Regions from separate parts of the Homo sapiens genome. Here regions 1, 2 and 4 are each linked to region 3. A link is a loop called in an ENCODE intact Hi-C map of the cell type or tissue named here. Cell type or tissue: heart left ventricle. All regions are shown on one strand.

Region 1 (8,000 bases), 79 kb before region 3:
CGAGTCAAGAAAAAATTTAAAGGTAGCCTCTCAAGGACTTTCTGATATATTAGATAAAGGAGATGAAGTAAAAAAAATCAATGATGACTCTAAGGAGTTTTGTCAGAGCAAGTAGAAAAATACTGTTGTTTATTGAAGGAGACTATTAAAGGTGGCATAGGTTGGGAAAGCAGAGATAATAGGGGTTGAGTTTTGGGTCTGTAAAGCTTGTGATACCCATTAGGCATCTACACAGAGTCTGGAAGTCAGAAGAGAGTCTTGGCTACAGATATGAATTTGGGAGTCATCAGAATATAGAGAGTTTTGAAGGGAAGAGACTAGATGAGATCCACAAGAGAGTGACTGTAGAGAAGAGACAAGGTGCAAGGACTGAGCTTGAGGCAACCCAACATCCAGAGGTCCTAGATAAGAGGGGGAACCAGCAAAGGAGACTGAGAGGAACAACCAGTGAGGCAGGAGGCAAATCAGGTGGATGTGTTGTCCCAGGAGCCAAGATAAAGGCGTTTAAAGGAGGAGGGAGTGGGCAACTGGGTCAAATGCTGCTTAAGGGTCAAGTTAGATGCAAAATGGCCTTTGGATTTAACAACGTGGAGGTCAGTGGTGACATTGACCAGAACAGTTTCAATGGAGTGATCGGATAAGAAAGCCTCAGTGGAAAAGGTTTGAGAATAGAAGAGGAATTGGGTGCAGATGCTTCTTTTTGCCATTAAAAAAATGTTTTTTTTTTTTTTATTGTTGCTGTTTGTTTTTTTGATGGATTCTTGCTCTGTTGCACCCAGGCTGGAGTGCAGTGGTGCGATCTTGGCTCACTGCAACCTCTGCCTCCTGGGTTCAAGCTATTCTCCTGCCTCAGCCTCCTGAGTAGCTGGATTACAGGCGCCTGCCACCATGCTCAGCTAATTTTTTGTATTTTTAGTAGAGGCGGGGTTTCGCCGTGTTGGTCAGGCTGGTCTCAAACTCCTGACCTCAGGTGATCCACCCGCCTTGGCCTCCCAAAGTGCTGGGATTATAGGCGTGAGCCACCGTACCCAGCCAAAAATGGTCTATTTTTTTAAGCCAGTAATTTTAACTTTCAATTAATCCAAGTGGGTATTGTGTCCACAACAATCTGAATAAGTCAAATTTTACTTGTGAAATCCCCCTATCAGACAAATGACAAAAAGGTTTTGTGAAATGGGTTTCAGCAATTTTAAGTCTGAAAGTCTCTTTGTTAAACAAAGGAAAACAACCACTGCCTTCAGTAAATTTGCAGCTCAAAGTATTATAAGTTTTATAATCAAACTTCTATTTGGAGCTTCTCACACACACACACACATACACACACACACACACCCCAAAATGATGACATCATAGTTGTCAATTAAATATTGTACCTCATTATAAATAACAATTACTCATTCCAAATTTTTCATTATTGATTTATAGTTGGTTCTTTTTTCATGCCATAGCTACCACATAGTCACCTTAAATTTGTAATGAGGTTTCTCATTCCATAGACATTTGTCTGCCTCTTGTACTTGTAGACACAGGTTCATGTTGTCAACAGTTGGGTATTGAATCTCAAAAAACATTAAGCTTAGGATTAAAGGTAGGGCAGGGAAAGCTGTCAGTAAAACATGCTAACCTAATGTATCTGATGAGGACAGGGTCTAGTTCATACTCAGAACTGCAAGGATGCTGTGAAGTACAATGATTTGATACTTGTGATACCATTTTGTTGTAACATTAAAGCCAAGAGTCTTCTCCACCCAAGGGCAATGCCAGTTTCCCAGAAGGCTCATTTCTCCGAGCCAAAGCTCCAAAGATGCCAGTGCACCCATGCTGATAACTTAGTCTCATGTTATTTCTCAATTTTATGCTTAATTTGCTCCTTTTGATTTTATGTATTTTCACACAGCCAAGTGTACATGGGGATTTACCCATAGTCCTTTAAATGCCATAAAACTTTAATATAGGGAGATAAAAACCATAATAAGCCATGCCTCCAAACCCTCACATTTAGTTCTTTTGAGTTTGACAATAACCAGTTTTAGATTATTTGGAAATTTGGATTTCTACGTACTTGCACTGCTTTAAATGCCCTTGTGCCTTTCCTAACCCTCCTCTCCCACCCAGATGAAAATTATACTCTACTCTTAACCTGGACATGCAACTTCCATTGACTGCACAAAATGGCATCTTTACAATTCTTAAATTATCATCATAATGGCCCACATCATGCATGAGCCAATGCAATTTAATATGGTTCAGAATAAAGCCAAGATGGATGCCCAATTCCCAATTTTAGGCATGCAACCCTGGAATGTCTTTTGGAAAAAATGAAATAATGCTCTTGGTAGGCTGTTGGGTTCATCTGTTTTAAGCATAATTGCCATCTCTCAGCTTCCTAATACCCTTAAAACCTCTGAGAGTCTTTAATGTACAAAGTTCAACAAAAACACCTTCAAAACAAATTAGTTCTAATTATGTTTAATATTGGTTTGCTGCTTTATTGAATAATCTACATTTGCTTTTAAAAAAAGGAAATTCACTTAACTGCATGTCAGTCACCCAAGTTTTAAGTGTACAAATGAAATGGAAAACATTTATTACACAAATTTAATTACAATTCTAAGAAATAAACATGCAAATTAGATAGAGTTCAATTTGCAGATGCTAATCCTCATCCTTGATCTTGTTCCTTCCTCCCTTGATTTTCAGTCTGTGCGTCTTCTTGATTCCTAGGGAGCCAGGCAGCCAGAGGTCTGGTTTTTCACAGTCGGAGGATCACTGTTTTAAAGAAGTGTTATATTTAGCACATCTGGTATAGTGGCAGTAAACAAACATTATAGTCTTTGTAACACTTTTGTGCAGGTGCCTTCTCCCGATTTTATTAGGTCTATGCCTTCCAAGCCTCTGCCTTCATTACACCTGAAATGACCCATCTCGACTATGGAGGGGTCCCTAGACAGAAGTTATGAATTAATGATTTTAAAAAATAAACTCTGAGGCCACTATAGGAGAAAATTACTATTTGCAAAATATTCTGATTCCAAGGCTTAAATTACATTCTCTTGAGCAAGGACAATCTCTTGTATTACTTTTTATTTCCTGGAGGTTTTCCCTGGAGGCTCCCCACCCAGAAAGGGTTGCCAATTCAAGTTGCAGCAGGACCAAGGTTGCTTTTTTTTTTTTTTTTAATACGTACGCAGCTCAGGAGGGAAACGGGCGGGGGCGGGCGGCGAGGGAGAATAACTGTTTGGTCCTGCAAAGACATCTGTTTCTCATCTCCGTTTGCTGTGGCAAAGGAGAAGAAAGTCTTTTGCAAAGGGTGGGAAAGGCACAGATTTTTTTTTTAATCACACGCACACACAACAACAACAAAACTAAACCAAATTTAAAAAGACAAGATATCTCGGAAGGTTCCAGAGTGAATACATTATTCGGCTGGAGCCAAGCCCCCAGGGCTAGGGCGGGAGCCCGAGAGCGCGTGGGGTCTGGGCTGCGGGCTGGAGCTGGGCCCGCGTGTCCCCGGGCACCGGGAGGGGAGGGGAGGAAAAGGAGGAGGGAGGGCGGGAAGCAGGGAAGGAGGCAGGGGGCGGGCTGGGGTGGGGGTGCGGGAAAGGCGCCCCGTGTGCAGCCTGAGGAGCGGCGGCGGCGGCCTGAGCAGAGGGAGGGAGGGAGAGCGGGCGCGCTTGTCATGTTCCCTCTCTCACCCTGGGGGCATCCTGCAGAACCTCTCCTCGGAAATCCACGGGGAAATGGCAAACAGGATTGACGGGTTTCACACGCTCCTCGCTAGACAGAGCCGCTCATTACCATAACCGTCTGCAGCGACGGCGGCGCAGCGCCCCAGTCGCGGCGGCGGGACCTGCCGGGACCCTTGCCCGCCGCGCACCCGCAGTCACCGCCGAGCGGGCGGCCGGGCCGGGACCCGCGAGTGTGCACCGGCGGCCGGGCTGGCGCCGAGCCCAGAGCGGACCAGCAGCAGCTCAAGCGCTGCGGCCGCCGCCTCCCCGCTGACCCCGCGGTAAGAGCCGGGCTGGGCGCGGGCCGCGGGGGCGGGAGGGCCGGGCAGGGTGGAGGGCGAGGGCCCCCCGGGGCTCCTGCCCTCGCAGACGGGCACCCACGCGGCCTCCCGCGCGCCCTCTTGGCACCAGGGCTGTGCCGAGGTCACCGAGTGGACTCGCAGCGGCCGGAGCGGAGTCGGGGCGGCGTGGGGGCCAAGGCACAGCTGGGCGCGGAGGCGGCGCGGGCTTTTCCCTGGGCTAGCGTGCGCCGCGGCGCCTTCACCAGGGCGGGAACCGCCGCCTCCTCTAGGGCTGCTCGGGCTGCCACCCGCGCGCACCGAGACAACTCCAGGGGCGGGTGGGGTCAGAAGCTCTGGTGAGACCTCATGGTCCTCCGTGGCCGCTTAGTCCCTCATCGTAGGGGAAGGGGTTAAGTAGGAGGGGTGCCCCCAGGTCCGGATGCCGCGGCGCTTGGCAGGTGGGGAGAGAGGGATTGTGGATGTCAGGAGCGCGCGTTTGCAAGAAAAAGGAATTGATGCAGTAGCTGACACCTTCTGTCCCCCGCCACCTCCGCCCCCGCACCCTCCTCCCAGGCAGCAGAGCTGCGCTGCGGGCGGCGGCGGCTCCTCTGTCCTCAGCTCACCTCCTCGGCGGGCTGAGGCTGCTGCCCGCCTGGTCCACGCCTCCGCCTCTCGCTTCCCTTCCTCCCCTCCCGCCTCTTCGGCCCTAGCAACTTTCCGAGTGCCCAGCTGTGGTCGCAGAAGCAGGGAATAGGCGTCCTCGCCGCCAGGTCCCACGGGCGCAGGGCGCTCCCGCAACCGCGGGCTTCCAGCGGGTTTGGCCGGCAAGGGAGGGAGGGAAGGCCGGGCCGACATCTGCTGCGGGCTGGAGCGCGGGGGCCCGGGCCAGCCCCGCCAGAGCCCTGCCAGCCGCTGTGAGTCATTTCCTTGGAATCCTACCTTTGGTGTTTATTTCCCTTAGAAGGAAACTTGGTTTTTTTTTTAAAAAAAAAAAAGGATAAGACATAAAGAATAATAATAGCTCTTATTCTTCAGAAGAGGCACACGGCTGCGGCACCGTAGAAAGACAACTTGCCTTTGTTCCCGGACACTTGGGGTGTTGTTTACTTTCTCCTGCGGCCAGCGGCCGACCGGGCGCTGCTGGCTACCCGGGGAGGGGCTGAGGGCTGCGGCACCGACACCCCGGGGGTGTGTCTGTGCGGGAGCCAGGATGTGGTTGGTGGCTGCCGCCCGCCTTCAAGAGGTCGGCCCTCCAAACCTCGGACCCCACCCCCGCAACCGCCACACACACACACACCTTGGGCACCAGGGCTCGGGCATCGGAGCACCCCTTCGTGCTCTTTAGGCCCAGCACCTGCAGCCCCAACCACAGGACCCAGCTTCAAGCTCTTGGCCTCGCGGGGCTGCAGCTGAGAAATGTACTTCCCAGGGCAGACAGGTGTACTGCAGGAACGGCAGAAAAGCGACATCTGTTTGTTTAGAAGGGTTGAAGAATTTTGTTCCGCCCATCCAGTCCCTTCCACTACCACCACCAGGAGCCGGACAAGCTATTGAGATCATTTTGGGACAATGTGGAGGTCAGGGGCTTGATGCCATTTAAAACTGGCAGCATCGATCGGGGGTGGAAATAGCCCTTTACTTCCCTGCTTTCCAGTGCTGGAATCAGACTGCTAACTGCTATAATGATCTTAATCAAATGCTCTCCAATTTTCAATGACAGATGGAAGAAGAAGTGAGCAAAGAATGACCTGGAGCCCCTTGTTAGATTCAAGGTGCCGCTGAATTCATAGCTACCCTGTTTTGTGTGCCAGCCACTCCTATTAGCATCATAATTGCTTCTAGGAAAGAACAAGCCCAACTCATCTGGAAAAAAACAAATTGTATAGAAATGCCTGGTAACTTTACTACGAACATTTGCTGGAAAAGCTTGGCATTCTAGCCCTCAGTCTTCTGGGGATGCTGGAAGTGTCATTCCACTACATCCACCTGGGTGTCAAAACAGACATTCAGGAGCCTGAGGATGAAGGGTTAGGGCTTTTTTTTTTCTTATCTTTTAAACCCATGCATAGACAAAACACACTCTAACACCCTCCTGTTGAATCCATCACCTCTGATCTTAGAAAATAAATTTTGCCATAATGTATATCCTTTTCTTTATTTAATATTAATAGAACACGAATTTGTGGACTTGAATTGCTGACGTCAGTAGCAGAATTATAAATCTTATCAGACAGAGAATTATGACAGTTTAGATCTCTACATATAATACGAAGAAAGATTCACGTTAAGCATTTGTGCTTAACGCTGCCCTGTCCAATTTTTCGTGAACATTCAACTTGCCTTCTTAATTTGTTAACATCCAGTGTAAGTTTTAAATAGACTAGGAAGACTCAATTGCAAAATCTCCTCCCCGCTCCCAAATAATCCCAACTCATTCATGTTTTATTCAGATTTACATAAATCACTTGCAGAACTCAGCCTCTCTAGTTTAGGGTTTTGTGTGTAACAGTTCTCAATTTAAAAAAGAAAAACTTAGTAAAATTAGATATTGTGAACAAAATAATAGCCAAGATAAATACTGTTATGCCATGTTTCAAGTTCACGTGCATAATAGGATATGCTGGAAATAATGCTAACAAATAGAAACGCTGAAATTCCTCACAACCAAAAAAGGTACTACCAAAAAGTTATTAAAATATAAACAAACTCTGACAAACATAAAACAGCACAGGGCCCATATAATGTCCTGTTAAACAAAAGTAATTGCTGCCAGGAGCCTGCAAATGTTTTTCTTTCTTAAGGGGCATGAGTTTGACAACCTGCTTTTGTTTACATGAAATAAAAGTCTGCATAGGCAAAAGGCTTGCATCTTATTCCCATGATCTAACACAAAAGTGAGTGTAAACTTCAAACTAGAAAATGTTGATTCTCTCAATAAGAAAGGGCTGCTGACTGTTGAAAAGCTGTAATTCATGTGCTCTTGGCAATAGTATTTCCTGATATGATTGTCTCTTAGAATAGGTGAAGAAACTGGACAATTTCATGAGAGTCTTCCAGGGAATAAATCATCATGAAGTTTGATACCCTACTTGGATGAGGAGTTTGAGAAATGATAGACAGAAGGACTTAATTTGTTAAATCAATGTAGGCTAAATTTCTTTGTTGATGACTCAAAGAGAAAAATAAATGACATGTCCCATCGTTTCTTTGTAAAGATTTAATCGAACCTTTCTTTTGCCCACTTGTTTTAAGGTTTACTAATAAGTCCGTACTGATGTCTCTTTGGAGGGCATCTTAAAAGAGAACGGGGAGGTGTTGTAGCAGCCCAAACCAGCTGAGTCCTAATTCTCTCCACTGACCTGTACACCTTCCCTGTCTGTCAAAAGATCTTGCTTCATTATTCAGTGTGGTTGGGACAGAATTTGAGACCTCAGAGAGAAGACTGGGTGAAAGGTAGAGTCATTGCTGCCAAGAGCTGCTCTTTTAGCCAGAAGGACATTGTCACTTTAATGATGCTATTTCGCCTTACCCTGGTGTTTTTCCTCTTTTTCCTTGGAAGTGGACCCTTGTTATAGCATGTAGGTAATAATAGTCTCCCACGAGACAATGGTAGATTCACTCTTTCCCAGAAACATTACAAGCTGTATAATTTGGAAAAGAAAGCAAGAACTGGGCCCTTAGTTTATGTTTGAAAGACAATCAATCTTCAGAAAGCCTGACGTCACTTGTGTGACAGTTCTTGAAACCACAGAATGAGATAGTGGGGGCTTGAGTCTCCTAAAGGGATTGGCAGTTAAGGAGGCACTGAGGTTGCGCTACTGTCACCACTGGTCTATGGCTGCTAGGTCTTTTTACCTTCATATCAGACTCTCCTCTCCCTTGAACTTACTCTTGACCCTACCTCGAGACCTGCAAAGGGCCAAGTGAAGACACAGAGCCCCCATGAAAGCGGCCTCACTGCCTGAGCTATCGAGGGGCCCAGGAAGCCTCA
Region 2 (8,000 bases), 450 kb before region 3:
CTGCTAGCAGTTCTGACGTGTCCATTCCACACTGGATCCATAGAACGAGGGAACACAAGTGTCTTCTCATAAGATTTATAGAAACAGTGATCGTTGCAGAAAAATAATTAGCAAGAGAACAGACTTCAGCTCTCTGAAGGCTGATGACCACCTGTTTCTCATCTCTTCTAGTGTATGTCAAAGCTAAATTAGGTCAAATAGGAAATAAGTCAGAATCCCCAATTCGATAGAAACTTACAGGTCTTGTGATCTAATCTGCCACTTGATCCGTGAATTACCTATAGGTCATCCCTAAGAGGTGGCCTCCAGCTTCTGCTTGAATTCCTTCAAGGATGGGGTGCTCATTGTGGCTTTTCTAATCATCTCTGATTGTTAGAAACACTGTGAAACTTTTATCCATCAGTCCTGTTTCTGAAGCTGTACGGTACAAATTTTTTTTTTCCCCACTTAAGGCTCAACTATTGGAATACATCTACCATGTCTCCTATGAAACTTGCTTCTCCAGGCCAATCATCCTTACTTCCTTAAACTTTTTTTTTTCCTGAAAAGTTATTCTTTTAATCTTATTAAAAAAGCAACCCATGCCCATTCCACAAATACAAGTGAAATAGTGAAAAACAAAAATCAAACTACATCTATTTGGTGATCATTATTAATGTCTTATGTTTCCTCCCAGATTGTTTTCTGCATGAATAATAACCAACAATGTGTGTGTATGTATATATATGCTTTTGCATTAAAAGGTGGTTTTGAAGGTAACATTTTTTGGAGTACTGATTAAGCGCCAGCAACTCTTCCAAGCTCTTTGCATGTATTACATCAGTTAATCCCTCACACCCGTTTAAGGTAAGCATCCTTATTTTTCCCGATTTCCACACAGGCAGCACAATCCTGAAAACCTACACTGTTTTTACTAGATAATTACTTCTCTAAAAACAAAACAATAAAAGCACTCAATAAATAGTAGTTATTATTACCCTTTTTAATGAAGCAATCCTAATTGTTGAACTCTTAAAAGGACTAAGGGATGGCTCACACCTGTAAATCCAGTGTGTCCGGAATTGGTAGGTTCTTGGTCTCACTAACTTCAAGAATAAAGCCGCGGACCCTCGCCGTGAGTGTCACAGGTCTTAAAGGCTGCGTGTCTAGAGTCTGTTCCTTCTGAAGTTCGGATGCGTTTGGACTTTCTTCCTTCTGGTGGGTTCCTGGTCTCACTGGCTTCAAGAGTGAAGCTGCAGACCTTCGCGGTGTTACAGCTCACAAAAGCAGCATGCACCCAAAGAAGTGAAGAACAAAGATTCCACACCAGGACAGAGTACGAGGAGATGCCACTGCTGGCTCCAGCAGCCTGCTTTTATTCTCTTATCTGGCCCCACCCACATCCTGCTGATTGGTCCATTTTACAGAGAGCCGATTGGTCTGTTTTACAAAGAGCTGATTGGTCCGTTTTGACAGGGTGTTGATTGGTGCGTTTACAATCCCTAAGCTAGACACAGAAGTTCTCCAAGTCCCCACTAGATTAGCTAGATACGGAGTGCTGATTGGTGTATTCACAATCCCTTAGCTAGACATAAAGAGTCTCCAAGTCCCCATCAGATTAGCTAGATACAGAGTGCCCATTAGTGCATCCACAAACCCTGAGGTAGACACAGGGTGCTGATTGGTGTGTTCACAAACCTTGAGCTAGATACAGAGTGCTGATTGGTGTATTTACAATCCCTTAGCTAGACATAAAGGTTCTCCAAGTTCCCCACTAGACTCAGGAGCCCAGCTGGCTTCACCTAGTGGATACCGCAGCGGGGCCGCAGGTGGAGCTGCCTGCCAGTCCTGCAGCGTGTGCCTGCACTCCTCAGCCCTTGGGCAGTAGATGGGACCAGGCGCCCTGGAGCAGGGGCCGGAGCTCCTCGGGGAGGCTTGGGCAGCGCAGGAGCCCACGGCGGGGGTGGGGGAGGCGGCTCAGGCATGGCCAGCTGTAAGTTCCGAGTCCTGCCCCGCGAGGAGGCAGCTGAGGCCCAAGAATTTGAGCGCAGCGCCAGCGGGCCGGCACTGCTGGGGGACCCAGGGCACCCTCCGCAGCTCCTGGCCTGGGTGCTAAGCCCCTCACTGCCCGGGGCGGCGGCGCCAGCCGGCCGCTGCAAGTGCGGGGCCAGCTGAGCCCACGCCCACCCGGAACTCGCGCTGGCCCGCAAGTGCGGCACGCAGCCCCGGTTCCCGCCCGCGCCGCTCCCTCCACACCTCCCGGCAAGCTGAGCGAGCCAGCTCCGGCCTCAGCCAGCCCAGAAAGGAGCTCCCACAGTGCAGCGGTGGGCTGAAGGGCTCCTCAAGCGCGGCCAGAGTGGGCGCCAAGGCCGAGGAGGCGCCCAGAGTGAGTAAGGGCTGCGAGGGCTGCCAGCACGCTCTCACCTCTCACCCAGGACTTTGGAGGCTGAGGTGGGTGGATTCCTTGAGGTCAGGAGTTCAAGACCAGCCTGGCCAACATGGCAAAACCCCATCTCTACTAAAAATACTGAAATTAGCTGGGTGTGGTGGTGGGCGCCTGTAATTCCAGCTTCTTGGTTGGTTGAAGCACAAGAATCTTTTGAACCCGGGAGGCAGAGGTTGCAGTGAGCCAAGAAGACCATGCCACTGCACTCCAGCCTGAGCAACAGAGGAAGACTGTGTCTCAAAAAAAAAAAAAAAAAAAAAAAGGACTAAGGGAGATGATAATATTTTCTTGGGGAGGGTTGTTATAAACATTAATTGAGTTGTTTGTGTGCCATCCTTCTGGATGCCAAGTCTCTGTCGCCCAGGTTGGAGTGCAGTGGTGCGATCTCGGCTCACTGCAAGCTCTGCCTCCCAGGTTCAGGCCATTCTCCTGCCTTGGCCTCCCGAGTAGCTGGGACTACAGGCGCCCGCCACCACGCCCGGCTAATTTTTTTTTTTTTGTATTTTTAGTAGAGACGGGGTTTCACCGTGTTAGCCAGGATGGTCTCAATCTCCTGACCTCGTGATCCTCCCGCCTCGGCCTCCCAAAGTGCTGCGATTACTTACAGGCGTGAGCCACCGCGCGCGGCCACCACCAAGTGACATTCTGAAGGAGAATTCAAGCAACCTGAAAAGCATAACGTCTCATATGTCAGGATCATTTAAGGCATATTTTTCACTCCTTTGCTGCCCCGTTTATCCTTGGTCCATTGAGGTTTGCCCAGAGAGATTAAATTCTTAGTGTCAGTACAAATAAAAATTAATTTTTTTTTCTTGAAACACACGCATGCACAGAGAAGCAGCATAAGAATGCGTGAGTACTGAAGCCAAGCTGCCTAGGTTCAAATCTTTGCTTTAATATTTTCTAGCTGCGTAACTTTTGGCAAATTCCTTAAACTCTCTGTACCTCAGTTGCTATCTGTAAAATGGGGATGGTCATCATAATACCTGTCTTCAGAGTTACAATAACTAAGTTACTTAATCCATGCAGGGCACTTAGAACAAGACCAGACCTTCTTTTCCACGTTACAAAGATTAGTAAAATTTTAGAAAATTAACTGTTATTTTGTATTATTCTTACTTATATGCCTCATACTCTTCAAAGGAAAGAAAAGAGATTTTGAGAGAGAATGGTTCAGAAAAACAGCTGTAGGGATCTTTTTTACTTAGCAAATTCCAACTCTTAGGGGTGAGGGCGCTTATGCGTTAGGAACACCAGGTGGCGCTGTAAACAAGTACAGTAAGGAGATCTGCACCTCCCCTCGGGTGCCGGCCTTGGGCTGTGGGGCTTGTGCCTGGCAGCTCTCAGAGCTGGAGAAGACAGAGACCTAGGCCTCTTTTTTTTATTTTATTTTATTTAACAATTTAAATACATAGGAAATTAAGAAATTCAAAGAGTTACAAACAACTGTGATAGAATTTGTTTATAAGTTAACACATTAAAATGATTTCATAATCGTGTATTTATTTCAGGAAATAATTTTATGGAATAGTGAACATTACCTTTTAAGAAATGGAAAATCTCCAATAGGTTCTATGGCATATTTAAACTCACAACTAATTTCTTAAAAACTAACTTAACAAACTCTAAATGATAATAACTGTGAGTAGCTTCATTTGGTTATTCATAACCCAATTCACAACCAAATTTACATATATGAGGCCCAAGCCCAACAGCCCCCTGGCTCCCCATCACCACACTCTGGCTACACCTTTCTGCAGAGAAGAGATTGACCATAATCCCTTTAGAATTGTGGTTTCTTGTCTAACCTTTTTCCAGAGGGGTTAGAGTTTTTCTCAGAGACGGGGAGATTTTCTCTACTGGGTACTTCCCTAACTTCTTTTCCATCCACTGCCCCCAGGCCTAGGTTGTCACTTCCTTCCTTCTTGAGACTATCCACTCCCGTACCTAGGCCAGGGTGGATGTCCTCACACTTGCCCTTTGGTCCTCCTCTTGGGAACAGTACTTCCCATGCCAAAAGACATCAGGAAATCATGGGGAAAGATAGGTGAATTAATATTTATGGAACACCTACTGTGGGCCAGGCACTGTTGTGGGTGCTTGATGTACATCAGTCATCTCACAACAACCCTTAAAAGCCAGCTGATTGCTTATCACCATATAGCAGGGGAAAAACATGCTTAGAGAAATTGGGCAGGTCTCCCAAAGTTAAACAACTGGCTAGTGGCCAATGCCACATGTTTTTTTCTGAATCCCCATGTGATTGAATCCAGTGGAGAGGGAGGTCAGGACCAGCCACTCAGATGGAGATGAGTCTGCAAGGGAATTTCTCCCTTTCCATCTGTGTCCGAGTCTTGTCAGTTTTATCAACCCACTGCCTCAAACGTGAGCTCACCTCTCTAACTTCCTTCCCACAGCTTTGCTTAGTTCAGACCTTCATTAGTCTTCATGGCATAATCTACACTTTACAAACTGATAAACTAGGCTTTTAATCTCAGCTTTACCTTTTACTCCCAGTAAGTTACCTTTGCTTACCTCAGTTTCCTTATTTGTAAGGTAGAGATGATTATGTCTTTCTTGAGTGGTATTGTAAGGATGAAATGAAACCACATACATTAGAAAAGAAAAAGAGTCTCCTTCTCTCCCTTTTCCTTGGTCTGAGCATTGATTTATCCATTCTGTGAATATGTACTGAGCACCCACGATGTGCTAGAAATTATTTTAGGCACTTAGGACACAGCAATGAATGAGGCACACATATTTCCTGCACTCATAGAGTTAGAGTGCATAGTGTAGACAGAAAAGAAAGAATTAGAGGCTAGATAAAAGTACAATTTCAGATGGTGCTAAATGTTGGAAGAGAATAAAACAGGGTCAGGTAATAGAGATCTTTGACCATCCTGTTTCCTTTGTCCAGAATGCCCAATCACTACTCCTCCCCTGCTGAACTTCTCCTCTCTCAAGGCCCCCTTCAAATGATAATCTCTGTGAAATCATCACAGCTCGCTATGAACTTTAATCGTGCCCTCCTCTAGACTTTCCCACTGGTTGTCTAAATCCACCTGCGAGGCTGAGGACATTCACTCATATCTTACTCATTGTTTCATTCTGCACACCTTTGTCCCACCCTCAAGCAAAGCTCCACGAATATACTGAAGAGGAAAACTGACACTGTAACCCCAAAGAACTACCTGATACCTTGGTTTGCGAGTGGCAAATCCGAGAGTGAGGAGAAAGGGGACAGGCATCCTGGTACCTCCAGATGGGGACAAAGGAACAAACTTCCAAACAAAATGAACCATTCCCCTGGGATGTGTATGTGTTTGTGTGTGCACACACCCATGTGCTCATGACTGTGTGTGGTGTGTGTGCCTGTCTGTCATAGAGGCAGGGATGAAGACTGATAGGCGGGAAAATCTAAATCTAGCAGGAGGGATACTAGTTCTTTTGTTTGTTTTTTTCCTAAAAGGCTTTAGAAGCCTTCCTGCAAAAGGCTGGATTTCTGGGAGCCACTTAAATGAAGGCATTTTGCATATGAAGGACATGCAGAGTCTGAGTATGGTCACCCGCCCCTCACTGCCCGCAGTGAGCCGTCAGCCACCCGCATCACCCCAGCTCCAGCACCACAGTAGCAGACTGATCCTTTTTAATGAGATGCTCAGAGTCTGAGCACTCCTCCTCTCTGGGGTCCTAATCATTTCTCAGAAAGTGGCTGCCCTGCACCCTGGAATTCACGTTTTTTGTTTCCCTTTCCACCTCCAGCCACAGGGTGAGGAGGTGTCAACAGGAGGCGAATGGCTGTGGAACACCTGTCACAGAGTTCTTCCCATCCCCTGTGGGTGGGCAGGGAGATATCCCGGTTTTGTTCTATCTGTTATGAAACCTGCGGAGAAAGCTAAATCTGGCTGTACTGACTTAACTCCCGGGTCGAAAAAAGCTGCTTGAGAGTCTTGGGCACGGAAAGGAATCGAAGCCAGCAGCCATCATCTGTAGAGCTGTGTTTGTTCCCCACAGGAACCTGAACTCAGAGGAAATGCCAGCTGAGTTCTTCTTGCCCCATCTGTGACAGAATTCCAGCTGTTCCACGATAGCAATCTGGCTTGGAGAGTGTAGTGGCTTCCCTACACTCCATCAAAACAAAGCAGGGTGACTTGTGAAGATACTAATTTTGGCTCCATTTTTATTGCTCTAAATGTTTCTGCAAATTGCTACCAAAAAGTTAACCAGGTCTTGTGTTCTTTGCCTTGGGGAGCTTTGGGAGAAGGGTGAACAGCATTTTCCAGGCCAAGAGAACTTTGTTGGCGTGTCATGTAATTAGAGGACATTGAAGCTAGGGTGGAGGAGGGGGAGACAGAAGCAGCCAAAGGAAAAGAGTTTTGAGGCTTCTCCTAGAACAGGAGGGAAGGGTATTGCAAAGACCTTCCTGTCCAAGCATGGCACAAAAGCCATGACATTGCTCCCTTTAAGCACTCATAGAAGTTTGGAAAATAAACAGATAAACAGGTTAATGGCAGCGAATCCATAATGGTCTGCAGCAACCTCAATTCTTGCCTCCTCAGAAGAAAGAATTCAGCTGAGGGGCATAAAGCAGAAAAGGAGACCAAGCCAAGTTTTAGAGCAGGAGTGAAAGTTTATTAAAAAGCTTTACAGCAGGAATGAAAGGAAGGAAAGTACGCTTGGAAGAGGGCCAAGAAGGTGACTTGAGAGATCAAGTGTGCAGTTTTGACCTTTTGACTTGGGGTTTTAGACGCTGGCATACTTCTGGGGCTTTGTGTCCCTTATCCCCTGATTCTTCCCTTGGGGTGGGCTGTCCACATGCACAGTGGCCTGCTAGTGCTGGGGCGGGGAGCACGCACAGTGTGTTTACTGGAATTGTACACATGTTCACTTGAGACATTCTTCCCTTGCCAGTCAAATGTCTCTAAAGGTCATATACCAGTTAAGCTTTGCCATTTTGCCTTGTAATGTGCATACTTGAGCCCACTTACCCAGCTCCTGGGATCAGGAAGCTGCTGATCACCAGTTTCAGGTGTTTCTGTTTATTGGGAGAAAGCCTTCCCCTGGCTCTGGCTGAAACCAATTATTATTTTAACAAGACAGTTTAACAGTCACCTGACCATCACCTGATCATTGCCTAACATTCCTGGTGTGTGTGTGGGTGGTGGGGGTGGGGGTGGAGGGGTGCCTATCCTGCCTTGCTCATGTCTGACTAGCAGACATGAGCTACCTGCTTTTTGCTACCTACTGTAACAAAAAGAGACCAGAGAAACTGAAGGCCAGGTCAGAAGGCCTTCCCTAAATGCTGTAGCCTCTATAAGACCTCCAGGATTTTTGCACAAATCTGAAATGGGGAGCCTCAAGTATGACTGAAATTGACTTTCTGGTCAATCAGGAGGGATGAGGTTTGGAGCAGATTACAGCTGTTTTAAAGAAATAAATGAGGCCAGGCATGGTGACTCATGCCTGTAATCCCAGCACTTTGGGAGGCCGAGGTGGGTGGATCACCTGAGGTCAGGAATTCGAGGCCAGCCTGGCCAACATGGTGAAACCCCATCTCTACTAAAAATACAAAAAT
Region 3 (8,000 bases):
ACAACCACATGAAAAGGAAAAATATGCTTGAAGACAATGCATTATGCAACAGATTTGCCTTATAATATTACTTATAATTCCAATTCTATTTTAAATTCATTTAAGGTGTGACTCCCCACTCCCCTGCACCATCCAAAGTCATTTAAAGACCTAGGTGGGCTGGGCATGGTGGCTAATGCCTGTAATCCCAGCACTTTGGGAGGCCAAGGTGGGTGGATTGCTTGAACCCCGGAGTTTGAGACTAGCCTGGGCAACCTGGGGACAAACCCTGTCTCTATAAAAATGATAAAATTAGCCAGGTATGGCATGCACCTGTAGTATCAGCTACTCAGGAGGCTAAGGTGGATGAATTACTTGAGCCCAAGAGGTCAAGGCTTCTGCTAGCCGAGATTGCGCCACTATAATCCAGCCTGGGCAACAGAACGAGACCTTGTCTCAAAAAACAAACAAACAAACAAAAAACCAAAAAAACCTAGATGATAAATAAATAATCATACTGATAACAGCCTCTCATATTACCAGAGAGAACACGATTCTAATAAAAGCCAGTCATGACCACACTCAACATCTAGGATGGGGAAAAACTGTTGTGTTCTTTTCCCATTGGCTCTCCTTTTGGTCATATGAAGACAGCTTTAGGGCATTTGGAAGGCCCGTCTTGAGAACTTCTCAAGGCTGGTTTTAGTTAGTGGCACTTAGAGTACAACATGTTTAGATTTTTCCAAGAGGACCATCTCTAAGCAATCTTTCGCCTGCCAATAGCAACAGCATCTCATAACCATGATGTGCTACTATGCTCAAAGAATGCTTCCGTCTTCAAGGTAACAAAAGAATAGAACAAAGGCAGTTGAAGGAACTGAGACATATAAATGTATTGGTTTCCTACAGCTGCAGTAACAAAGTACCAAAAACTTGGTAGCTTAAAACAACAGAAATTTATTCTCTCACAGTTCTGGAGTCACACGTCCAAAATCAAGGTGCTAGCAGAGTTTGTTCTTTCTGGAGGCACTGAGGGGAAAGCTGTTCCGTGCTTCTCTCCTGGCTTCTAGTGGCTGCAGGAAATCCTTGGGGTTCCTTGGTTTGTAGATATATCACCCCAATCTCTGTCTTCACATTGTCTTCTTCTCCATGTGTCTTCTTCCTCCCCTCTTCTCCCCTCCCTTTCCCTCCCCTCTCCTCTTCTCCCCTCCCTTCCTCTCCTTTCCTTTCCTCTCCTTTTCACTCCTCTTCTTCTCTTCTCAAGACACTTGCCATTGGATATAGGCTGATCCTAATAAAACATAATCTCATCTCAATATCCTTAATTAATTACCTCTGCAGAGATCCTTTTTAAAAATAAGGGGATTCGAGACCAGCCTGGGCAACATGGTGAAACCCCATCTCTACAAAAAATACAAAAAATTAGCCAGGTGTGGTGGCGTGCACCTATAGTCCCAGCTACCCAGGAGGCTGTGGTGGGAGAATCACCTGAGCCTAGGAGGTTGAGGCTGCAGTGAGCCATGATTGTGCCACTGCACTCCAGCCTGGGTGATAGAGTGAGACCCTGTCTCAAACAAATAAGTAAATAAATAACATTTAAAAATAAATTTAAAAGTAAGGACATATTCACAGATTCTGTATCTTTTTTGGGAAAGGGATGGTGGCACCATTCAACCACCATAACATGTAAAGGTAAGTCAAGTAAATCCAAGTGAAAAAGGCAACAAACATGTCTATGATCCTTTAAGAAGAGATAAAATGACTGGAATTATGAACTGGGGATCAAGATATTGAGTTATATAGTCTTAGTTCTGTCAATGGTGACTCTGGGATACTGGGCAAGACCTTCTCCTTTGCAGGCCTGGTTTCTGCATTTATAAAATGAGAGGATGGATTAAATTAGTTTGAAAGTATGTTCCAGCTCTGGTGTTCCATGATTCCACATGAACACCCATTCTCCTAGTTCTCACATGTGCTTATGTGCACACATGGGTGCAAGTCATACCCCACCCTCTTGCAGATCAAGCCAGCCACCTCCCAAACCCAAATGTGATTTCCACACTGAATCTATAATCTATGCTTTCTCATGTGGGGCATCTGGGAGCTGGCTTCCATTGTGTCATGTTTGACTTGGCTGGAGAAATAAATTTGGCAGTGCTTAGAAATGCCACACCTTTATATTATGAGTTTTTCCACAATCTTCTTGGTGTCCAGGACTTGTGATCACTTTTCTTTCTTATTTTCCAATTGCGTATTTCAGCCTGTGGTCTTCAGCCTGCCCACCGCTTTTTCTGCCGCAGGAGCGGCCCCTGTCTCAGATGATTGTCCTGGCACTGGCAGATGACCTAAGTAGGTAATAAACAGATAAAGAAGAGAGACTTGGAAATTCCATGGCATCACTTCTTATGGAACTTTTGATGGTAAAATGACCACATGCTGGAAATCACACTGCAACTCTACTCCAGAAAATCTGTGTGGCATCTAATTTTGGTGGATTAACTGAGTCTTACTATCCCATGCTTCATGTGAGGGCTGTGCAAAGGAAGGGTATAGTCATGGAATCGTAGAATGACAGAGCTGGAGAAACTGTACCCTTTTTTTTCTATGTACAGTGTATATGCATTTTTCTACTTAGGTTCCATGAGGGTACAGAGTGTTGTTCACAGCTCTCTCCTCAGCACCTAGCCCAGGGTGTGGCAGGTAGTAGGAACTCGTCAAATTTCTGATTATGAATGAAAATGAATGCAAATCAGATGCAAAGAAATCTGATTCTTAGAAGAATTCAGATCTCATGCAACCTTCTCATTTCTGATTCATTTTCAGTAGCCAGAAACGTTAGTAGGCTAACACTTCAGTTTCTCTGCTAAATAACTGATGAACTAAAAAGGACTAAAAATATCAAGAGAATTCTCCTATAAGGAGGAGCTCTGCACTCCTTCCACTGTGGGCATTAAGGATAGCCCTTCAACTTACCTGCTTTGTAAATTTAGGCTTTTTTAACATTGGGTTTTCTTAAACTTCTGTCTCTGCCTCCCCATTCTCCCCACTGGGCACCTCCCCCCCCCCCCCCCCCCCCGCCACGTGCGCGCGCACGAACACACACACACACACACACACACACACACACACACACACAGTGGCGGGGGGCGGGGGGTCTCATCTCTCTTTGCCGCCAGCCTGGCACCTATGGAAACAAACAAGGTCTTGTGCAGCCACCTAGTGGTGTCTCTTCACCCCTGCAGTTCCCCATGACTTCTAAAGGAAATATCAGAGGGCACTGGGAGGCACTGAGATACTTTGAAGACAACCCACTTCTCAAGGCATCTGGGACCGCCCCCAGAGGTGAGCCAGAGGGAAAACAGGAGAGCGAGCTCAGGGCGTGCCCGGCTCCGGCCGCTGCCTCACTTCCTCGGGGGTCAGCGGCCAAAGGCAGTGGGCGTGAGGCCAGACGACCCTGCACCACCCGAAGGAAGTGATGTCATGGTCTCCTTCTCCGAGAAGCCTTTGACACGGAGGGCGGGGGCGGGGGGATAGGAATGAGTGCCAGGGTGGGACAGACAGCCCTTGTTCCGTGGGAAACGTCAGGCTTTGAGAGACTTGTTTCATAAACATGCCTTGCCTCAGTTTTGAACCCTCCATTCGAGTTCCTTTACAGAATTGTCCCTTGAGAACGATAAACTGTTGTGATCAGAACAGAAAAGGGTCAGCCAAGCAGTGATCAGAGAACAGGGGCAGGCAGAACTCAACAGCCACTGGGCAATGGGGTTTAAATGAAGAGCCATAACATTGAACGAGGCTCCTAGGAGCTCCTAAGGACTCTGGAACCTTTCCACGGGGTCTTCAACCTTCACAGGTCCCGGGGTGCTGAGCCCAAGAAAGAGATGGAAGTCAAAGACCAGCACGATCAGACACACACCTTTCTTCTCATTCCATACACCACCCTGCAGTACCACCGTGACTGCTACCATCCCGCGAGCACCTTGCCTTTGAGGATTTGACCAGTTTTCATCCGAGTAGTAATGTATCCGATGTCCACTGGCTCCTTCCTTTACCCACGGACAGTTCTGTGTAAGCCTTTCTCATCTGCCTACAACGTCTGCCTATAAATTATTAGGTTTCTCCATTTAAAATAAACGGAACTTTCCCTCAAGCCTGCGATCCATACTCACCCACACCCACACTCCTCACGGGTGTCTCCAAAGAGCAGTTTATTCTGACCACTCTGTTCTGACCCCATTCCCATCTGGCTTCTGTCCTAACCATGACGGAAATTGCACTTTTGGAGGTTGCTCACGACTTTCTAGTTGCCAAATCCAAAGGCTTCATTAATAATAACATGTCAGTTTTGATATTTTATACAGTCACAGCTCCTGGTGTTCGAAGATGTAACTTAATTTTCCTAGAACTGACCTCAAATCATTAACTCAACCTCCAATGTCTGTGGTCTTTCTAATTCAAGATAAATCCAGCCCTTTCTGTTTTTTATCTTTTGTTTTACAGAGATGGAATCTTGCTCTGTCACCCAGGCGGGAGTGCAGTGGCACGATCATAGCTCACTGTAGCCTCCTGGGCACAAAGGATCCTCCTGCCTCAGCCTCCCGAGTAGTTGGGATTACAGATGTATGCCACCACACTTGGATAATTTTTAAATTTTTTTTGTAGAGACAGGAGTCTCCCTTTGTTTCCCAGACTGCTCTCAAACTCCTCGGCTCAAGCAATCCTCCCACCTCAGCCTCCCAAGTGCTGGGGACTGCAGGTGTGAGCCACCGCACCTGGTGCCCATTCTGTTTTTATTTTGATTTTAAATTTTTATTTTCATCTAACTTGTTTTTGAAATGTACCATCAGACCCATTCTGATTTTTTTTTTTTTTTGAGACAGGCTCTTGCTCTGTCACCCATGCTAGAGTACAGTGGCTTGATCTCAGCTCACTGTAACCTCTGCCTCCTGGGCTCAAACAATTATCCCTCCTAAGCCTCCCGAGTAGCTGAGACTACAGGCGCACACCACAAAACCTGGCTAAATTTTTGTATTTTTAGTAGAGACAGGGTTTCGGCATGTTGCCCAGGCTGGTCTTGAAGTCCTGGACTCTAGCAATCCACTCACCTCAGCCTCCCAAAGTGCTGGGGTTAAAGGTGTGAGCCACCACACCCAGCCCCATTCTGTTTTAAAACAGAATTGAAACATAGTCTTTGAATAGCGAATCAGAAGTTCCCTCCCCTTATTCCCCGACATTTTTTCAGTCTCTGCAGCTGCAGGGGGCATGTGTCTGTGGGGCAGGGTTCATGCATCATGTTGGTGTGGGGAGAAAAGCAGCGTCTGGCCCATCATGACATTCTGTCTACAACAGTTTCCACTGATTGGTAACTCTTGCAACTTGGTCTCATTGTCCTGAGCCAGCACTAGTTTCTGATGGCCAAGTTTCCACTGTCACCTCCCTTTGCCTACATCCTTATAGTCCAGACTGCAGCTCCTTTGGATCCTTTTGGCTTGTCCAGGGCCTCTTCTGCGTCCCTTTTGGTGGCCATAGAAACTTTTCAGATTTTTCCCCAGCCTCGCCAAGATGCAAGGGGTTTCTGTGTGGCCACCCTGGATCATGGTTGCTCTGTTCTTCTGATGCCATTCTGGTTGTGGAAATTCTCCCAGGAACTATGATTCTCCCTGGTACATTCTGAGAGGAGAGACACATGTGTCCTCTGCTATGGAGAGTCTCTGGTGATGTACGAATTTCTTTGACTATGACTATAATAGAAAATGCATTTTACATCACGGCTGAGCACACGTACACATCACACATGAAACAACAACTTCACCAAACAACATTGCCATTACCTGGCAACAAACTCTGGGATTTCCTAGTCCATTGTATTCTCTTTCTTTTAATGCTGGTTTTATCCCGATAAACCAATTTTATGATGCAAGAGGTCTCAGCCCACAGTTTAAAAAATATTGCCTTGATAGTGGGTTTACTTGGTTCAGAGGGTGGGCTCTGGGCTCCATACCAAAACTTAGGAAGCAGCTACACACTTGTTTTGCTCTTTCTCAAAATGCACAGCTTTCAGAATCAAAGAAAGTCCTGCCTCTCAAGCTGTTGTCTCTACTATGGGTTTAAAATAAATCCATTCAGACATTCAACAGATTTTTTCTTCTCAGCTTTATCTACTTTCTGTCTGAGAACAATGTGTATGGAATATGACAGAATGATAAAGAAAAGAGTAATGGTTATAAAGAAGCACAAGGGAAAAAAACCTCAGTTAACATTCCCAAATACACCTGTAATCCCAGCACTTTGGGAGGCCGAGGTAGGTGGATCATTTGAAGTCAGGAGTTGGAGACCAACCTGGCCAGCATAGTGAAACCCCATTTCTACTAAAAATACAAAAATTAGCCGGGCATGGTAGGAGATACCTGTAATCCTGGCTACTTGGGAGGCCGAGGCATGAGAATCACTTGAACCCGGGAGGTGGAGGTTGCAGTGAACTGAGATTGCACCAGTGCACTCCAGCCTGGGCAACAGAGCAAGACTTAGTCTCAAAAAAATAAATAAATAAATAAATAAATAAATAAATAAAAAATAAAAAACCAAGCATTACATATTCTGTTGGTAATAGTAATAGTAACTAATTATGATTCAGTATGTATTATGGGCCAGGCATGATGCTTAGCATTTCATGTTTATTATTTCAGTTAATCCTTATACCATCCCTATGATATGGTACAAATAGTATCCCCATTTTATAAAAAGGAAGTTAAGGCTAACCTAAATTTGACTGTTTCTCTGCCCTTTACATTCAGAGACCATTTCTCATGTCTGTTAGTTTTTGTTCTAGCCCTACCTCTATAAAATTAGGGATGAAAACTAGACCATCTCTCTCAGCTCAGAAAGAGTCCAGCAACCTTTCAAAGGCAAAGCTGCTTTCCACTAAGTTGGAAAAGTGATGGTCTTGCTGCACAGGCCTGCAGCTTGAACTGCACCCATCCCTCCTGCTGCTCTTAGCCTTTCTCCATCTAGGGCTTTCTACGGCCTAAAACTCAAGATCATCTTCTTCCAACCAGAAGGGATTAGGAGTCCTTCCTTCTTATTAGCAACCTGCAGATCCTCATAGGAAATGACCACGGTAACTTCCCTTTATCTTTTCTAAAACCCACATCTATAAAAGGGAGAAAGTGTCTCAAGAATGCAAACAAAACATAACTATAAACTTGAATTTTCTCCTTTGATTTGGTGAGTTCCTTCTTTATCCAGCAAATATTAATATTTATTGAAGATGTACTAGGCACATTTCTAGGTGCTACTGGAGATCAGGTGATGAACAAGACAGATCAAATTCTTCCCCTTCTGAAATTTACACTCTATAGGGGCTGGTTTCTGGGGAGTGCAGACACTGACTGGAGGTTTTCAGCTTTCTTTTATGTCACACTTCCTAGTAAGAAATGTGTCTTGCACAGCAATGTAGTATATTCCTTCTCCCTTCTGCCGCCACACAATAGAATCAAAGTTTTGTAGAACACTTGCTCTTATTAAATATAAAAACTAAAAACATAAAGTTAATATTGCCTTATTAATACTTGAATGCAGCCGGGTGTGGCGACTCACATCTGTAATCCCAGTACTGTGGGAGGCTAAGTCAGGCGGATTGCTTGAGCCAAGGAGTTTGACACCAGCCTGGGCAACATAGTGAGACCCTGTCTCTAAAAAAATTAAACAAGGTTAGCCAGGCTTGGTGGCATGTGTCTGTGGTCCCAGCTACTCAGGTGGTTGAGGTAGGAGGAGTGCTTGAACCTGGGAGGTTAAGGCTGCGGTGAGGTATGATGGTGCTACTGCACTCCAGCCTGGGCGACAGAGTGAGACCTCATCTCAAAACCAAAAAACAAAAAACTTGAATGCAGCATAAGAAAAATTTCCCAAATAAGCAATACAAAAACAAGAGTCAGGCAAGACTGTATTTAATGCACTAGGAGTACTTGTCTGCTTCTAAGTTTATTCCAGTCCAGAACATACAAGGATAATTCTCACTGTGC
Region 4 (8,000 bases), 110 kb before region 3:
TAAATCCGTGGATCTGGAATTCAGGCATTGCACAATGGAGACGGTTCACCTCTGCCCTGCAATGTCTGGGGCCTCAACTGTTATGACTTGAATGGCTGGGTGCTAGAACAGGAAATGAGCTATATTGAGGTTTCTAATAGTATGGTCCTTATCGGGGGAACCCGCCCCCAATATTTCAACATAGGTTCTTTCTATTTTCCATAAGTGTCGGCTGGCTGAGAAATAAAGATAAAGAGTACAAAGAGAGGAATTTTACAGCTGGGCTGCCAGGGGTGACATCACATATCAGTAGGACCGTGATGCCTGCCTGAGTCTCAGACCAGCACAGTTTTATTAAGGGTTTCAAAAGGGGAGGGGGTGTAAAACAGGGAGTAGGTACAAAGATCACATGCTTCAAAGGCAAAAAGCAGAACAAAGATCACATGCTTCTGAGGGAAAAGGACAAAAGGCAAAACAGAACTACTGATAAGGGTCTATGTTCAGCTGCGCACTTCTTGTCATGATAAACATCTTAAACAACAGAAAACAGGGTTTGAGAGCAGACAACCGGTCTGACCACAAATGTACCAGGGTGGAGTTTTTCCCTACCCTAATAAGCCTAAGGGTACTGCAGGAGACCAGGGTGTATCTCAGTCCTTATCTCAACCGCGTAAGACAGACACTCCCAGAGCAGCCGTTTATAGACCTACCCCCAGGAATGCATTCCTTTCCCAGGGTATTAATATTAATATTCCTTGCTAGGAAAAGAATTTAGCAATATCTCTCCTACTTGCACGTCCATTTATAGGCTCTCTGCAAGAAGAAAAATATGGCTCTTTTTGCCCGACCCTGCAGGCCGTCAGACCTTATGGTTGTCTTCCCTTGTTCCCTAAAAATCGCTGTTAGATTCTGTTCTTTTTCAAGGTGCACTGATTTCATATTGTTCAAACACACGTTTTACAATCAATTTGTACAATTAACACAATTATCACAGTGGTCCTGAGGTGACATACATTCTCAGCTTACAAAGATAACAGGATTAAGAGATTAAAGTAAAGACAAGCATAAGAAATTATATAAGTATTATTTGGGAACTGATAAATGTCCATGACATTTTCATAATTCATGTTCCTCTGCTACTGCTCCAGCTGGTCCCTCCATTCAGGGTCCCTGACTTCCCGCAACAGGTCTTCAAGGTAGTCAGACTTTAAATTGGTAGCTCAGGGCTCCAAGAATGAGTGTAACTAGGGGCCTGGGCAGAAGCTGCAAAACTTCTTATGATTTAGCTTCAGAAGTCCTAGACTGTCACTTCTGCCACATTCTGTTTGTCAGACAAGTTACCATAGCCGGCCCAGATTCAAAGGGAGTAAAATTAGACTTCATCTCTTAATGAGAGAAGTAGCAAAGAATTTGCAACCATCTTTAATTGATCATAAAGGATATTGTAGATAGCAAGAATTGGTTTGCTCCACATCAATTTCAACTTAATTTTATTACTGCAGAGGTGAGAAAGGTTCTTTTAACCTAAAGCTAAAAGCTGTATTTCCTCCACTCTCTTGCAGTTGGGTTTAGAGGTGTGAACCAAGTTTAGTAAGTGGAGAGACAAGGCATGGGGCATCTCCTTTTCTGGTATACAACATTGCAGAGAGAGACAGAGGTTCTACAGTTTGCATCTGAAATAGCAGTATACTATTTAGTGCTATGCAGTGGTGGGCAGAATTCTAAGATGACCTCTAAGATCTCCTTTCCCTGGTGTACACACCGTATCCCAGTTATTGAATAAGACACTAATCTAGGTGCTGCTGTGAAGCATGTTGCAGAAGTAATTGAAGTCCTTCTTCAGTTGCCTTTAAGTTATGGATATTATCCTGTGTAAGCCTGACATGATAATCAGGTGAGTCCCTAAAAGAAGTCAGAGAGACACTCTCCTGCTGACCTTGAAGGAACAAACTGCCTTGTTGTGGCAGGGAATGGCAGGGAGCCTCTAGAGCTGAGAACAGCTCAGGTTGACAGCCAGCAATCAAGCAGGAGCCTCAACCCTACAACTGCAAGGAGCTGAACTCTGCCAACAGCCAGGGAGCTTGGAAGAGGACCTCGAGCCACAGATGAGATTATTGTCCCAGATGACTCCTTGATTTCAGCCTGGTGAGACCCTGACCAGAGAACCCAGTTGAGCTGTGCCTTGACTTGACAAATGGGTGTTGTTTTAAGCCACTAAGTTTGTGATACTTTGTTACATAGCGTTTTAGTCTGCTAAAGCTGCGATAACAAAATATCTTAGCCTGGGTAACTTATAGACAACAGAAATTTATTTCTCACAGTTCTGGAGACTGGTAAATCCAAATCAAGGTACTGGGAACATTTGGTGAGGGCCTGAATCCTAAAGGATGGCACCTTCTCACTGCATCCTTACATGGTAGAAGGAGCCAACTAGCTCTCTGGGGTCTCTTTTATAAGGGCACTAGTCCCATTCATGCAGGGAGAGCCTTCATGAGTTAATCACCTCCCAGAAGCCTTCTCATACCATCACATTGAGGATAAAGTTTCAATATATAAATTTTGAAGAGATTAAAAACATTCAAACCATAGTAAATAGCAACAGAAAACTAATACAGGCAGCATTGCAGTTTGGCTGGTAGCTTCTTGATTGTCACAATGCAGAGTGATTCTAGAGTCAAAAAACGTAGCACAAAAGATTCCTGATTCTACAATTTCTAGACCATGGCAGAGGCTGGAGGTCCAATGGCAGCAAGTTTGTGGTGCATTTTGTAGTCATTCCTAAACTAGCCTAGAGTTTTTTTCAAGCACTCAATAGCAACAACAGGTTCTGTTTTCTGCATTTGACTAGTAGAGTTTTGTTTGAACCCACAAGACAGACTCAGCACCAAGACCTAAAGTTTAACAGAAGGGCTATTGTTTCCTACAGCTGGCAAAGAAATTCATCCCAAACCAATTTTCCTTGATGCTTGATCCCATCTTGGGGCAAATGTATCTATGTAATTATGAACTGAAAGATCTGTACCATTAAAGACTTATTCTTCAGAGCACAAGCCACTTCGTTGTAGGAAACTGTCTCAGAATAGCAAAACAGAGAGTATTCTAGCTTTCTTCACATCAGCTATTGATGACCACGTGATCAATGAATTCAGTGACACAAAGACACTGACAGGGTTCTACTGAATTCAGCCAACAACCAATGATCTTGGAAGAGGGTATCAGGTGGGTAATAGGTATAAAGTGAAACTTCCAGAAGGACCCGGTCATTCTCCCTCTACATACAGATAAGTACTAGTTGCAGATATATATATATACTCTTAAGAATTTTCAAGAATATTTAGAGAATAGAGTCCTCATCAAAGATTTAGATGGTGTCAAAGACCTCAAACAGAGATGGGTCAGACCTCTTTGATCCTTCTGGGCTGGCTCAAAATGTGGCAGAAAGGTACATACAGGTTCTGGTACCTGATGGAAGATTGATGAGTGGAACCTGCACATGAAGGCTCTATGTGTTATTAATCTTGTTTACTAAGGATAAAGTGTGTAAAATACATGGATGAGCATCTGGCGTATGGTAAGTTTTCAGTAAATATTAGGTTTTTAAAAAATCCTTTTTACGAAAGTAACTATGTACATGTAAAACTTTGCTAAATTTTGTAAATAATTACAATAAAATATGTGGTTTCTACTTTCAATGAGTTTCTAAACCAACAGATAAACATTTAAAATGGTTATTTCCTAAATAGTTAATGAATTAAAGAGAGACAGAAAACGCAAACAAAAAAGTAACACCTTTTGTTTTAAAGAGATTTTCTTACTAAGACAATGGGATATTGATTTTAAAAAGAAAGATCTACTGCTATAATATGATTACATTACTTGGAACATAATTTTTTTTTTTTTTGAGATGGAGTCTCAATCTGTCTCCCAGGTTGGAGTGCAGTGGCGCGATCTCGGCTCACTGCAACCTCTGCCTCCTGGGTTCAAGTGATTCTCCTGCCTCAGCTGCCCGAGTGGCTGGGATTACAGGTGCCCACCACCATGTTCAGCTAATTTTGTATTTTTAGTAGAGACGGGGTTTCACCATGTTGGCCAGGCTTGTCTCGAACTCCTGACCTCAGGTGATCCACCTGCCTCGACCTCCCAAAGTGCTAGGATTACAGGCGTGAGCCACTGCGCCCAACCGACCATAATTTTTTTTATATTGCAACACCAAACAATAGCACATAGTATGGTAGCAAATGGAAAGTGAAATGGGTGATCGAGCATAATCAAGAAAATAATTTAAACCATAGGAATGGTGAAGTAGATAGAGCTACACATTCAGTTTTATATTTGAATTCTTTCAACTTTGCAAAATTTCTCTCAAATATATTTAGACACAAGGTGTCAGCACAACCTTGAGCTCAGTTAATTCTCATCAGAATATCCAGATAATCAGGTAAGGAAGATTTGATCTAAAGATGGCAATGTAGCTTTGTTTCTCTCTTGTACTAGGCGTTCTGCTTGGTTATTTAGTACTGATGATTTTTAAATGCTCTAATATAAACTCCAAGGGGTGCTCAAACATAATATTAAGGCAAAGCACAAAACCACAGGAAAGCAATAAAATGTATCTAATGGGATTATGTAATAAATCATATAGATTTTACATAAGCGATTTATATGGCAATAAACCCCTAATATGATTATGAAAAATGTGTAAAGTTTACTATTGTTTGTTTCATGCCTAATTAGAGGTCATGCATCTCAGACTATTAACAATAGAATGCCATTTCTACAAATACATGTAATCATTAACATGTACCTGCTCAGGCTCAAGCAGAATCCAATAAACTGTTTCCACTGTTAATGAATATATTTTCTAGATTTCCACTTCTTATCACAGGTGTTTCATTTATTTGTGTTCCTCCACTAACTGACTTTCAAAATACTACTCTGTCCACAGTGCTTGGGAATAAATCAGGACATTACATAATGATAAAAGGGTCAATTCACCCAAAAGACATAATAGTCCTAAATGTGTATGCACTCAAAGCTGAATCTTTCTTCCTCGGTTTTTTCATAAATTTGCTAGATCTGAGTATGTACATCTTTACGCCTTCTGACAAATTATGCTATAATGCCCTCCAGAAAGGTTACACTAATTTGTACCCCAGCCAGGATATGTGAAAAAAGCCTCCTCTCTTCATTTTCACCAAAACCAGATGACCATTCCATCTAAAATAGTTTTTAGATGTGGTTTTGCTTCTTTCCTATTTCTCCTACTAATGGCAACTATAAAAGCACAGGGATTTTAAAAAATATAAATTTTCATACCTGCTTTCAATAACAAATGAGTTATGATGCTATTTATATGTAAACCTAGTGCTTCAAAATGCTTAAGAATGGTTCAAAGGCTTTATTTGAAATTTGATATGGAATGGTCATTTTACACAAACCTGTGTGTATGTGTATGTGTACGTGTGTGTGAGACAGTGCCAAGATAAGTAAATTCTCCTCTAGTAACATTTGTATACATCTTTATCACTAAATTGTCACATTATCATTATTTTTTTGATACAAGTCTTGCTCTGCTGCTTAGCCCGGAGGGCAGTGGTACACTCACAGCTCGCTGCAGCCTCGACCTCCCAGGCTCAAGGGATCCTCTCACCTCAGCCTGTCAAATAGCTAAGACTACAGGCATGCACCACCATGCCTGGCTAATTATTTTTTTTATTTTTTGTAGATATGGGGTCTCCCTATGTTGCCCAGGCTGGTCACAAACTCCTGGCCTCAAGAGATCCTTTGGCCTCTGAAAGTGCTGAGATTACGGGTGTGAGCCACTAAGCCTGGCCCATTTTTAATCAAGTTTTGCCTCATAGATTGTGACCCTCCTTAATGGCAGGGATTTTGTTTGGCATGTTTTTTACTATCAGGGGATTACAGAGTCTCGTATAATAACCACTCAATAAATGTTTGGGGGAAGGAAGGCTGAGAGGAAGGAAGACATGAGGGAAGGAAATATAAACTTGGTCCTTATCCAAATAGCACAAATTCCAATTCACGTAATCATGTTAAAGATGGTTAACTGTATTCACTGTTTTTAAAAATTAATTTGTTGGCTTCTAAATCAATTGACTATATTAAAAGTCTGAAGGCTGGGCATGGTAGCTCACTCCTGTAATCCCAGCACTTTGGGAGGCCAAAGAGTTTGAGACCAGCCTGGGCAACAAGGGAAAAATCCATCTCTACAAAAAAAAATACAAAAATCAGCAGGGCGTGGTTGTGCACCCCTGTAGTCCCAGCTACTCAGGAGTCTAAGGCAGAAGAATTGCTTGAACCCAGGAGGCGGAGGTTGCGGTGAGCTGAGATTGCACCTCTGTACTCAAATATCCTCTTTTGTCGAAATTTTTTGTAAACTCCAGTGGATAGTCTGCATTTCATATTAGTGAAAGAGTTTGGGCTGGTCGACAATGCCAGAATGCTCTGTGTGAACAACTCAACCCATGTATAAGCGAGTTACATCTCTTTCTTTCCTGCTTAATTACAGAATTGGGTTTTATTTTGTTAAAATGAAGGTAAATTTTTCATTACAATTAGAATTTTATATTTGTGAAAAACACTTGTAAAAGCGAATCTAATGAGGATTCCATTAGCCTGAAACTTCTATTTAAGCAGAACTTTGCTAGGCTGTTCACAGTAATGACTTTATAAAGTATGCAGTGTTTTGAAATGCATTCTGAATTATCAAGGATTTAATTATATGTAATATAGGTTTAGACATTGTTTTCAAGTAATTTAAAAATTGATGGTGCATTAAGAATCAGCAATGGTTTTAGAGCTATTGTTGATTTTAGAGATTATCAAATTCAAATGCATCGTTGTGCACATGAGAAAACTGAGGCCCCAGGCAGGTGGACTTATCCAGAGTCACATTAGTTAATGTCACAGTGGAGCTGGAACCCAGGTCTACTGAATCCCAGCCAAACACCATATCCATTGATTGCACAGATTGACTAACAAACCCCTTCTTTTTTTTCTTTCAATTGACCTTAATTCCTCACTTAGAGAATAGAGTTTTTCTGTAATAATATAAAAAACAAAAATAGGTCAAATGGCCAGTTGCATAAAAGACATAGAGATCTGTCTCTATGATGAGGAAAAACTGAGTTAATTGCCTAAAGTCTGAATATTTTGAAATCAAGTCTTTCAGAATAAACTCTTCAGTCTAGGATCTGCCTTACCCTTTTATAGCTATAGGTTTGGCACAGTGCTGGCATCTGCTACCTACTTGTTAGCTAACAATGAAGAATGATAAGAATTAACAAGAAGCAACTTGGTCCTCATTCTTCCCGCCCTTCATGATCAAGTTGAGCATCTTTATCTCATTAATATCTGACTGTGAAATCCCTTGACACCTGAAAAGACTGGCAATTTATTTATAAGGATATGGTACCTGATTGTGAAGCTTTCTGCTGGCAGAGATTTTTCAAAGATTTATCTTTCTCCTGGAGTAAATATCATATTTTTAATTATTCATAGTGTTTCTCCTGTTTTACCACAAGCTACCTCAGAGGACAGAAGTGCATTAAGACTCTTCTGTTACTATAAGAGTGTGAAGTGTGAATAGAATATATATTTTTTAGCATTTCATCATTATTCTGGGCAAACAAAATTAAACATGATTTGCAAGTGCTGCCGTCAGTAACAACAAAAGGTGTAAAGTGATGTAACAGAATTTATACTGTATGCACACCAGAAAACGTAAATGAAAAATGCTCATAGTTGATGTGGAAACTGAAAAGATATCATATTCTTAACAGCTATATTAGCGAGGTAAAAATGTGAGCATGCCTATAAATATGACCAGAAAAGCTTTATTTAGATTTGTGCTAAAGGAATACTCCACAATTTTGAGAGTCTTCTATACAAGCTAAATTTGGTGAGCTGCCTTTTCTCATATTGAATCCTTAATAATTAGCCAAAGGAAGAGAAACTTTCCCCGTATTTTTAGGTTAGCTTAGGTTATTATCTTATAAGTG

The links. Hi-C counts contacts between places; a loop is a spot of excess contacts. Peaks named below come from ENCODE experiments on the same cell type or tissue, not always from the same donor. Only the 100,000 strongest peaks of a DNase experiment are listed, where the experiment ranks them.
Region 1: a loop joins it to region 3, with 4 times the contacts of the local background. A loop is called at or near these places in 24 of 110 quality-filtered maps.
Region 2: it touches region 3 in a loop (4-fold over the local background); 56 of 110 quality-filtered maps call a loop at or near these places.
Region 4: a loop joins it to region 3, with 7 times the contacts of the local background. A loop is called at or near these places in 32 of 110 quality-filtered maps.

Annotation. Positions count from the first base shown.
Region 1 is chr1:210,229,003-210,237,002 of GRCh38, forward strand. SERTAD4 (SERTA domain containing 4) reads left to right here and starts at 3,794. Exons shown (of 4, transcript NM_019605.5): 1 at 3,794-4,009. SERTAD4-AS1 (SERTAD4 antisense RNA 1) reads right to left here and starts at 4,883. Exons shown (of 2, transcript NR_024337.2): 1 at 4,633-4,883; 2 at 2,454-2,769. RefSeq lists an enhancer at 3,672-4,205. In heart left ventricle, no CTCF peak of the experiment used is centred here; DNase peaks (open chromatin) are centred at 3,559, 4,299, 4,789 and 5,239; H3K4me3 peaks cover 3,732 bases; H3K27ac peaks cover 3,990 bases.
Region 2 is chr1:209,856,807-209,864,806 of GRCh38, forward strand. UTP25 (UTP25 small subunit processome component) reads left to right here. Exons shown (of 12, transcript NM_014388.7): 12 at 1-759. Among named protein-coding and RNA genes, the nearest start is that of UTP25, 33 kb to the left of the region's middle. In heart left ventricle, a CTCF peak has its summit at 3,672 (motif pointing right); a DNase peak (open chromatin) is centred at 3,715; H3K27me3 peaks cover 3,790 bases.
Region 3 is chr1:210,308,086-210,316,085 of GRCh38, forward strand. It overlaps LOC124904502 (a long non-coding RNA gene), which reads left to right and starts at 3,136. Exons shown (of 2, transcript XR_007066865.1): 1 at 3,136-3,321; 2 at 3,833-4,129. RefSeq lists an enhancer at 2,996-4,195 and a silencer at 3,225-3,284. In heart left ventricle, a CTCF peak has its summit at 3,209 (motif pointing left); a DNase peak (open chromatin) is centred at 3,376; H3K4me3 peaks cover 1,487 bases; H3K27ac peaks cover 1,888 bases.
Region 4 is chr1:210,195,918-210,203,917 of GRCh38, forward strand. No RefSeq gene overlaps it. Among named protein-coding and RNA genes, the nearest start is that of SERTAD4, 33 kb to the right of the region's middle. In heart left ventricle, a CTCF peak has its summit at 4,376 (motif pointing right); no DNase peak of the experiment used is centred here; H3K27me3 peaks cover 397 bases.